Linked DNA regions of Homo sapiens: region 1 is linked to region 2. The links are chromatin contacts, found by Hi-C or POLR2A ChIA-PET in ENCODE. All regions are on one chromosome and are shown on one strand. Each heading gives the region's core, a stretch centred on a gene start or an enhancer-like site at or near the end of the contact. The rest is flanking DNA. Distances are from core to core; before and after follow the strand shown. Region 1 overlaps SLC8A1 (solute carrier family 8 member A1). Region 2 overlaps SLC8A1-AS1 (SLC8A1 antisense RNA 1).

Region 1 (5,304 bases), core at 2,659-5,158, 200 kb before region 2:
TGAGGAGATACCAGGAAAGCTTCAAAATTTCTACATAGGAAAGCTTAGAGGAGGTGATCTGGTAAGAATGTAAGGCTTGCAGCTGTGTTTTCACAGCACTTTCCATTAAATTGCTCAGATGTTCATTTTTTTTAATAACAAAAGGGCTGCTGATGGGAGCGTTGTCCCCCAGACCCTAGACCCCTCAGTAATTACTCAGAAATGTCACAGTCTCCCTAGAAGCTATCCATTCTGCCCACTTTTCCTCTTACGTTGCTCCAGTTTCAAGTATTCCCCTTGAGGTTTTAGAAATAATGTTTGTTTATCTAGCACTTAGACTCATCAGAGGGAAGGAGGCACTAGAGCATTCACATGGAATTCCTCCCCCACTTGAATATTTGTCAGGAAAAAAAATAGATTCAACTATAAATGTGCAGCAGAGTTGGTGCCTTCCCACTGTGAATGTATTTTCAAGTGCACGGACCAATCCACCACAAAGGAAAAATGCAATACCCTTCCAAAAATACACAGTGCTGATGTGATGTTGCATTCCTTTGTTCATTTTCCCAGAGCCAGGTTACAGGGCCATAGGCTCCATTTGAATAGACTTCTTAGTCTAAAACAGAGGTAAAATCAAGCTCAAAGCCATGATGTTACTTTTTATTTTTTCTTAAATACTGAACTTAGACTTGAGAAATCTTTCTTTTCTTTTTCTCTTTTTTGAGACAGGGTCTCACTTTGTCACCAAGGTTGGAGTACAGTGGGGTGATCTTGGTCACTATAACATCTACCTCCTAGGCTCAAGTGATCCTCCCATCTCAGCTCTCAAGTAGGTGGGACCGCAGACACTACCATGCCCAGTTTATTTATTTATTTGTATTTTTGGTAGAGGCAGGGTTTTATCATGTTGCCCAGGCTGGTCTTGAACTCCTGAGGCTCAAGCAATCCACCCACTTTGGCCTCCCAGAGTGCTGGGATTACACGCCTGGCCTTTATTTTCATGAATTGAAAATAGCTCTGGTAAGTTGTGAATTAACTCAGTTAAAGATTTAGGGGTTTCCTTAATATTCCATGCATCACAGCTATGATATGTAGAAACTAAGGGCAATGAAATGAGCCTTCAATGTCTGTATTCCTGCTTTTACTGGACATTCAGTAGACACTCGTATCCACGTTTGGTGAAGGAATGAATGAATGATTTGGCAGAACTACCTTGTATATCTCTGCAATGATCTCAGATTTAGGAAAATAATCTTAATAACTATGGAATAAAGATCAAAGCCTCATTAACTTTGCTTTTATAAAAATGGAGACAGCAAAAAGTATACCTTGCATGTGAAGTTTGTCTTTCTCGTCTGACTAACTTTGCCCAGAGACAAAAATTTAGTCTCTTTTTTTCTAAGCAAGTCTAGAAAGTCTTGAAACACAAGGCATGGTTGTATTTGTATTCCTCTTTGGTTTCTTGTTGTTTCTTGTAATTATAGATACCATATTTTAAAATCTCTGGATTTTGGTTTGCTTCTGCCTAGATGGGTAAGGCAATACCATGAGTAAATGTTGAAAGAGATGCCTAATGCAAAGAAGTGGTGGCAGCTGTTTCTATGACATTTGTAGACCTTTGACATTCAAGACGGTATCCCTGTAGAGCTTCACAAAGGGAGAGTCGAGTTGCTGGATGCAACCATTGTTCTTGTTAGTGGATGGAGATTTATAATTATACCCTTGTCTGCTCAGAGCACATGCCATAGGGAGAAGCAACATAAACACAGGCAGCATGGCAGGCAATCCAGGACAACAATGAGGTTACAAATTACACAAAGCGATTTCACCATTCATGAAATAAGCCTTATTTGCAAATATGAAAGGAAATGTGGACCTTTTATCTTTATGTTTTAGTTTGTTTTCCAAAATTACATTCACAAAGAACTAAACAGGCTTTACTTAAACATCTTTGATGTTTTCAGTCTGGCTTGTGGTAAAATTCTAATGGACACATTTCTCCAAAGTATTGTCATATTCATATTCATATTCTCTGTCTCTCTCTCACACACACACACGCACACACACACACATCCTTCTCACACTTAAATTGTAAGGCGTTACCACTTTATATAACAATATATTTAGTCAAAATGGAGACATCATAGCCCCATCAATATTTATTTTCTGGAGATCTGCCCCGAAGTTAGTAGCAAACTATAGGAAATAGATCAAATTATTGAGTGGAACACTGCTTGGATTAGGAATTATGAATAATTAATATTTTCTATATTTTATCCCAGTATTCAACAACATAAACATATTGTTTTTAGAATAAGAAAAAAACTGATATCTATTTTTCTGTCTGTTGATAAATCTGATCTTACTAGATTGGAACAAATAGGCAATGCTTATGGTGAAAAAGCTCATAGTCCTTAGGGGCTATGACAAGTGACAGGTCACTCTCAAAGCCTGTGGAGTTCTTTTCTAAAGTAGAGGATTCAGTATGGGTGTCTGTCCCAGGCTCTGAATTGGGATTAGATGGACCACCTTCACACTCTTCTTTCCCTACTCTGTTGTGGTCTTCAGAATTTGAAAAGGCAGGAAGGTTAATCACACCTCAAGGTTAGGGGAGGGCAAAGAAGAGGTCAAAGGGGGACAGGTATTTATGGTCACATATCAGGTACTTTACTCACATTGTGCTTTTTAATACCTGTGAGGAAGGAATTTATTATTTAAATTTCAACTTTTATTTTTGACGGAGGGGGTACATGTGCGGGTTTATTGTGTGATGCTGAAGTTTGGGGTGTGGATCTCGTCATTCAGGTACTGAGTACAGTACTGATAAAGTAGTTTTTCAACCCATGCCCCCTATTCCAGGTAGTCCAGAGTGTCTATTATACCCACGTTTATGTCCGTGTATGCTCAGTGATTATCTCCCATTTGTAAGTGAGAACACGTGGTATTTGGTTTTCTGTTGCTGTGTTAATTCGCTGAGGATTATGGCCTCCACTTGCATCCATATCACTGCAAAAACCATGATTTTGTTCTTTTTTATGGCTGTGTAATATTCCATGGTGTATATATACCGTATTAGCTTTATCCAATCCACTGTTGATGGGCACCTGACTTGATTCCATGCCTTTGCTATTGTGAATGGCATAGTGATGAACGTGCAAGTCCATGTGCCTTTTTGGTAGAATGATTTATTTTCCTTTGGGTATATACCCAATAATGGGATTGCTGGGTTGAATAGTACCTCTGTTTTAAGTTCTTTAAAAATCACGGAAGAAATTTATTGTCTCTATTTTAAAAGTGACAAATACACATGTGGGTCACTTTTTTTTGAGTCGGGGTATCATTCTGTCATCCAGGCAGTAGTGCAATGGCAATGATCATGGTTCACTGCAGCCTTGAACTCCTAGGTTCATGCAATCCTCCTGCCTCAGTCTCCTAAGTAGCTGGGAGTACAGGCAGGAGCTGCCATGCCCGACTTCACTTTTAAACTAGAAAAATGTGCTTGGTATGTAGTGAATGCTCAAGAAATATTTATGGAATGAATTATTCTAGTAGTACAGATTTATATGGCTTTGCATAGCTTATATATCTGTGTATTTATACAAAAAAGTGTTCATAAATGCACATTCATGTCCAAACATGTGAACAATAGAGAGACAGCCTCTCTGGGACTTGTTGGATATAGCAGGAATTTTTTTATTTCTCTAATACTACAGTGGGGTTTGCTTCAAAAACTCCTCTTAACCAATCCAAATAATGTCATTTCCCAGCTGTGGTGTTGCATTGGGTCCAGTTCAAGTGCCAAAAGCTCAGCCGAGAGGAAGCCAAAACAATCACATCCTGAATGGTTAGAGTATTTTCTACCCCTCATCACTGTATGACACACTGTCTCAGGGGCCTTCTAGAGCCTGGGGAGTCCTCCGCTCCGTCGGAGACTTGACTTGGCACAGAGCCTGCCATGTCGTCAGCCCTTAACAACAGTTACATAATAAGTACTCTCTGTATCTAGGGATAATCATTTCCCACTCATATTTTATAACTGTGAAGGCTTCCTTTCCCCCAAATATTATGCCATAACTGTGTGCACAAAATGATATACTGGAGTCCCAATTCATCATCAGATAGTTTTAAGCTAAGCTCCATAGATGTTTCCCAGGCTCTTGACTTGGAGGTAAGCGCTGGTTTCACAGTTGGCTTCATTATGAGCCTGGGACATTTCATTCACATGACTTCGGATTACAGAAGAGGTGAAGCAGTGGTTACAAATTGAGAAAACTACTCTTCTTACATTAAGATATTCGTTCGGTTTCCATGGGTAAAAGAAGTAATCTACATGCAATCAACATATTTAGTGAGGAGATACATACACTAAGGAGGATACTGAAATTTTATTTCATTAAGCAAATTGTACTTCACTCCTGTAACAATGTAAGTGGGGAATGAAAATTCAGGTATTCACATTCAGAATTTGATTTCTTTCCTTTATGAAAGAATGCACCAGTTTTTTTGTTTTTGTTTTTGTTTTTTTGAGACAGAGTCTTGCTCTGTTGCCCAGGCTGGAGTAGAATGCACCAGTTGTAACTGGCAGCAGAGAGGGCTGTATTTCACGAGGCAGCACAGTGACTGTGCATGGGAGGAGGAGAGTCAGAAACCCAACCCCTAATGCAGCCCTGCCACATTTACTTGTGTACCTCAGACAAATCACCTAACTTTTTTAGGCATTGGTTCCCTAATCTGTAATGCAATGGGTTGAAATAGAGGTCCTTTAGGTCTCTCAGCATTTAAAACATTCTAGCCCTAAATCTATTCACCTCATGTCAATAGAAAGCCCAAAGATGACAGAAACTAGGAAAAAAATCCAGATAACTCAGTGATCTTGGTGTGTGCCACTCAGACAGCTAATGGTCAAATATACTTCCATCAACAATAGGAGTAGTGATTGGGCAATATTAAAGATAGACACTAAAAAGCTAGAATTGGGGTACTGTGTTCACTTTTTAAATAAACCTACTTTATGCCCCTTTTTGCATGATTGACATTTGCTGACTGTTGTTTCCTTTTTAGGTGAAGATTACTATGGTATGATGTAGTCAGATTCTAGTTGGCAAACTTTACTAAATAATTTAGAAGCCTCCATAAAATTCTTTTTTTTTTTTCTGCTGCAATTTCATTAAAATTCATTTGGGGAACTATACTGCCTCAATAATAGAATTGTATCTTATGTTTTGGAACTGTTTCCATGACAACAATAACAGGTGCAAGTTCACATATATACATATGTTCATTTAAAAGGTTACTGCAGTTATCCCTGTAAAGGTAAATTTCACT
Region 2 (5,322 bases), core at 945-3,444:
AGGTAATGGAATAGGTTTATTAGTTCCAAAAGTACTGTGTGAAAGCTAGGCAGCTATTGAAATACAGAAACATGAAATAAATATGTAAATGATTACCAACACTAGGAATTGTCATAAATTAAATAGTAACAGGGACTACTCAGTTATCACATTCAGAGCCCTGCTCCTTAAGAACTCTGAGAACTCCGGGTTAGATCCTTAAGTTACACAATATTTACTTGCATTTGGAGATTTATTTATATAATTTATATAATTGCATATACATATACATACACACACACGCACACACGTTTACACAAGTCTAGTGGTAACTGGAGCTGAAATGAGAGTCATACCGCAAGTGTGTGCTATAAATGAAATCTCAAACACAGGAAGGTCCCAAATAAACAAGACCTCAGGAATCCAAGTTTGTGAAATTTGAACGATGTGACATGCAATAATTCAAGTTTCTTTCATTTTAGGCACTTTTCCTATACAATATCAGTTTTTCTTCCCCTAAATGAGGGGGAAATGAAATGTGAATATGCATATCTTGAGGACTTGCAAAATACTTTTAATTTCACCTTACCTCATTTACCTACTCAGTCCTATCTGTTTGCTTTAGCACGTGACCCATATTTTGAGGTAGAAACATTAATTTAAGCCAATAGCTGTCAACAGCACTGTGGAAACACAAAATGGTATAATACGGAGTACTTGCTGTCCAAGGAAAATGCACTGTTTAGTTTTATCTCTCTAGCTCATCTTTCTGCTGTTTATATCAGAGATAAACATTAAGAGTCAAGCCAATGGAATGGCTTCTTGCTTAGCAGTTCATGGGTGTGGCTGAAACTGTCACCAAATAGATCCTCTCCACAGATAGTCCCACTCTTCTCCTTCTCTGTTCCCATGCTCACTACCAATTCACTCCACTTCTGTGTCTGGCTGCCAAAAGAACAGACAGGCTTCAGAAAGAGTAATTGGCTCCCGGCTGCAAAATGCACGGCACCCCTAGCTGGAGATAGATGGCTAAAGGCTGGCAGCCCAGGAGAGAGCCACCACCTGTGTGCAGCAGCACGTGGACATGGCTAAGCCCTGCAGGCTTGGTTGAAGACAAGGTCCTCGATGTTCAGTTGAAGGAAAATCAGGAGAGACAGCTTGTAGAGTGGAGAGTAAGGAAAGATTGGGATCGACAGTGCCAAAACCAAAAACCAAAATTCCAACTTCTTCAATATCTAGGAAGGAAAATTGTCAAGGAATTAACAAGTAGTCACATCTCCTTGGTTCCCTCAGAAATGTTCTATATAAAGATTTATAACTGCATGTATATTTAATATGTATACATATATGCATACTTACAAGTCACCACTATTATCATTTGTTATCTAATCTTTTCTTAACATGGCATTACATATAGGCCCTTACGTGCCTATATTTTACTATTCATTGGGATAGAAATTACACGGAAATATTTTACAGCTGAAAATCTATTGTTATAATGATGATGCCATCTAGAAGCATCAGGGGTAAAGTCCTTATGGCAATGTGCTTACTCAGAGCCTAATAATAAAGTTCTTTGGGGCAGAAATCTCCTGGTGCAATGAGAACAGAAAATATACTCACTCCTTAGTTTTTAAAATCATGCTAATTTATAGTCACCTTGAAAAAAATACTTTTGTTTCTCAATATTTTATTTTGTTCCAAAATGAGTTTAGCCAGCAAGGTAAAATAAAACTGAGGTGGAGGAGTGGATACTAAACAAAACAAGAAATAAGATTAACAAATAATACAAAAAAGATGTGAAATAGAGTCAGGAATGAGTCTGCATTCTCCTTGAATGGCCTGTACTATTTAGCATAGTCCAATGCCCTTCCATTCATTCATTTAATAATTACTTAGTGTCTATTATGTGCCAGCTACTCTCTATGCAACTGTTACTTTTTGACTTGCAGAGCAATATCTTCTTTCCACGGTCCTCCTCTTTATACTCTTAACTGCTTCCCTTTCCTTCCTCCATACCTTAAGTGAAGGAGTCTTTTTTGTTGTGCCTCAATCCCTCTGCTTGTAACTTCTCTTCTAAAGTAATTACCAAAGACAGGCGCAAACTGTTTCTAAAATTCAACTTCTGTATTTCTAAAAAGCCACAGGATGTCTCCATCTTAATGTCCTGCCAGCACCACAAATGCACGTGACAAATGCTGCTCTGTGCTGACCCTGAAATCTCACTCTCCATACTGCACACCCACACGCTGCAGGCACAAAACTAGCTCGGGGTTCCTTCGCATTGGTGAGGTCACACCCAAACTTCCAGCCACCTAGGCATTAAGCCATGAAAGGATCTTGTCCCTTTCCTCCCTCAACCTCTCGTCTACCCTCCCCACCACCTTTACAACAGCATAAGCAAAGGTAGGTGAGCAGAATCAGGGATGTCTGGAAGTCACTGCCACATGTACTGACAAGAAGAAGGCATGACGGCCATCTACTTATAGAAAGATGAGTTGATGACAAGACAAATCACACTATGAGAGAAAAAAGGGTAAAAATAACCTGGTTTAGGAATGAAAGAGATGTAACCATGATTGCAAAAGATTAAAATATTTATAAAACAGTACTATATGCAATTATGTGATAACAAATGTGAGAAACTAATGCTCATACATCTGATGACTGCCCCTCAGTAAAATAAACATATTGACTGAACAATAACTTTCCTAATGCTATTGCTTTAGAAGAATAATTAGTTCTAAATACAAACAAAAATATGGACATTGAAATTGTTTAGGAGTATTTATATGCTTACACCAATAGCTTTGTTTTAGAATTTAGTCATCATAATGCATCATAATTATCATCAAAAAGCTAATGCTTTTTGAACACTTATCTTGTACTAGATATTATTTTAAGCACCTCATATTTCCTGTCTCCTCATCACTCTGTGAGTAAGGTACTATTGTAAGGACGAGGAAACTGAGCCTTAAGAAGATTTAGTAATTTTTCTAAGATCAGCTAGAAAGAGGTAGGGCATGCAATGGAACCCAGTAAGTCTGATCTGAGAGTTGGTCATATTAATCAGGATAAAGCTTAACCATCAATTTGGCTATGCAGAAGTTACTTGATAACTTCCTATAACACCCAACCCTTAGTGCCCTAAAATAACAGCGGTTTATTTCTCTGCCAATAGGAGTTAAATTCAGTCAGGGAACTCTCTAGAGAAAATGCTCTGTGGTCCAGGTTGCTTCCATTTTGGAACACAAATATCTTAACACACAGCTTCTGCAGTTGCTGTGGTACACAGAGAATGCTGGAGAGCTGCACACTGGTTTTCAAATCCTTCAGCCTAAAAATGACACTTTTTCATTTCTGCTCATGGCTCATTGCAGACCAGTCACATGGCCACAACCTAACTGCAAGGAACGCTAGAGGATGTTGTCTTCCAAAAACCCAAGAAGAGAAAAATGAAATGGGATTTGGTATTTCTGCCATAATTATCTCAATCACGTAACTTGAAAACTTTTGAAGAGGGTGTTTTATATATCATATATAACTTTATTCTACAGAATGCCTTTTAGAAAGGGAACTATACATATCTAGAACTATTTCCTTAAGGAAGTTGTGGGAGAGCATGAGATCTTCAAGGGTATTATCAAGCTCCAAAAGATCATTACCTACTTGTTATAAAATGAAAAGGAGAGAAATTTGTTTTGCTGCTTCTTAGAAGGATGATTAAGAACAGAGAATATACTAAAAAATTTAACAATTTATGAAAACAGACCAATGAGGCCAGGTGCACTGGCTCACTCCTGTAATCCCAGCATTTTGGGAGGCTGTGGTGAGCAGATTACCTGAGGTCAGAAGTTTGAGACTAGCCTGGCCAACATGGTGAAACCCCATCTCTACTAAAAATACAAAAATTAGTAAGGCATGGTGGCAGACACCTGTAGTCCCAGCTACTCGGGAGGCTGAGGCAGGAAAATCACTTGAACCCAGGAGGTGGAGGTTCCAGTGAGCCGAGATTGCACCCCTGTACTCCAGCCTGGACAACAGAGTAAGACTCTGTCAAGAAAGAAAAGAAAAGAAAGAAAAAAAAAAGAAAAGAAAAGAAAGGAAAGAAAGAAAAGAAAGGAAGGAAAAGAAAGAAAAAAGAAAACAGACCATTGAGAACAATACTAGCCTAAAGAGCCAGTGAAGACATAGGAGCCCATTCTTGATACAAAAGGAAAGGGGAGATGTAGAAGGAGAAGAAATAGCAAAATGGTATAAGACTGCAGAGTAACATGGTCTCTCCCCATGACCCCAAGTTGACCAAATATTTAGAGTGGGTTTTATTTTTTATGGAAAACAATGAAAGAGTTGCATATCTGTACTGATGTGACCCACATCCCAGTGGTAATAGGTTGGACTTAGGCACCAGGATCCGAGGAGGCTACGAGAAAGTAATCCCCTAGGAAACAGAAATCTAGAATTTAAATCCTCACTTTATTTATTTCTAATCAAGTAAAATGAAATTTTAGGACACATCCACAGAAATATAAAATCACATCTGTCATTTCTGGGGGTCCCCCTCCATAGGAAAAGCCCTAGCACATTATGCAAAGCCAAGCACCAGGGAACCTTCTTACAACATCAGTCATCATTGATCTGCATTAGTCACCCCCATTCTAAGATGCTGCTGCCCCAGCAAGCTCCAGACTTTTGGAAGGACAGGTCTGCTTCTTTTGTGCCTCCTATGAGGTTATGTGGAAGCACTGACTAGGCTGACAGCCAGTGTGCCTCAGGTCCAGTCTTTCTGGAGCACCAAGAAGTTGCCCTTCCAAGCTCTGGTCATCTCCCCAGGGCACAGCCATAGACTGAAAGGGTTCCTGACACATCTCAGAATCTCACACCTCTAGCAGCCCTCCACTCTTGGGTTATATGTTTTTCTCTCTTACTACTATCAGAGATTCTTGATTTCCCTTTTCTTTCCAGAGAATCTGGAATAATTTCAGCAACTTTCTTAGGTCTTTACAAAAGACAGGAAGATGCACTGACCTCAAGTACTGCCTACTGTGAGTTCTTCAAAACTGCCTGAGACAAGTAAAGACTAAGGATCAGGCCACTTTGAATAGTGGAGAAACAACAAGAAAAACACAGTAAAATTTCGTTTTTTAAAGAGGTGTTCCCAGAATTTATTATACAAAAATTCAATCCTATCAGCTCAAAGGGGTGGACTGTAGCGGGTGCTGTGTGCCCTGCCCACTCCTCCCCTCTTTAGGACTGAGACATCCATTTCCTGAGTTGCTGGGATTATGGACAGCTCACAGCTCTCAACTGAGTCACTGTCCAGCTGTTGCCCTGAGATGAATA

The links. A loop is a pair of places that touch in the nucleus more often than their neighbours do. ChIA-PET counts read pairs that join two places held with the same protein, here RNA polymerase II (POLR2A).
Region 1: a map of IMR-90 shows a loop between it and region 2 (2.6-fold over the local background). The contact joins two enhancer-like sites. A Hi-C loop is called at or near these places in 2 of 168 maps with a recorded cell type or tissue (IMR-90 and OCI-LY7). POLR2A ChIA-PET finds 5 or more read pairs at or near these places in 1 of 52 experiments (SK-N-SH).

What each region holds. Positions count from the first base shown.
Region 1 is chr2:40,238,880-40,244,183 of GRCh38, reverse strand. The region is part of intron 2 of SLC8A1 (solute carrier family 8 member A1); the gene reads left to right. The region is part of intron 3 of SLC8A1-AS1 (SLC8A1 antisense RNA 1); the gene reads right to left. Among named protein-coding and RNA genes, the nearest start is that of SLC8A1, 210 kb to the left of the region's middle. RefSeq lists an enhancer at 1,374-1,924. Within about 2 kb of position 3,908, at least 15 of the 41 ENCODE cell types and tissues checked have a DNase peak (open chromatin) inside an H3K27ac peak, as active enhancers do.
Region 2 is chr2:40,034,328-40,039,649 of GRCh38, reverse strand. The region is part of intron 2 of SLC8A1-AS1 (SLC8A1 antisense RNA 1); the gene reads right to left. Among named protein-coding and RNA genes, the nearest start is that of SLC8A1-AS1, 120 kb to the right of the region's middle. Within about 2 kb of position 2,194, at least 2 of the 41 ENCODE cell types and tissues checked have a DNase peak (open chromatin) inside an H3K27ac peak, as active enhancers do.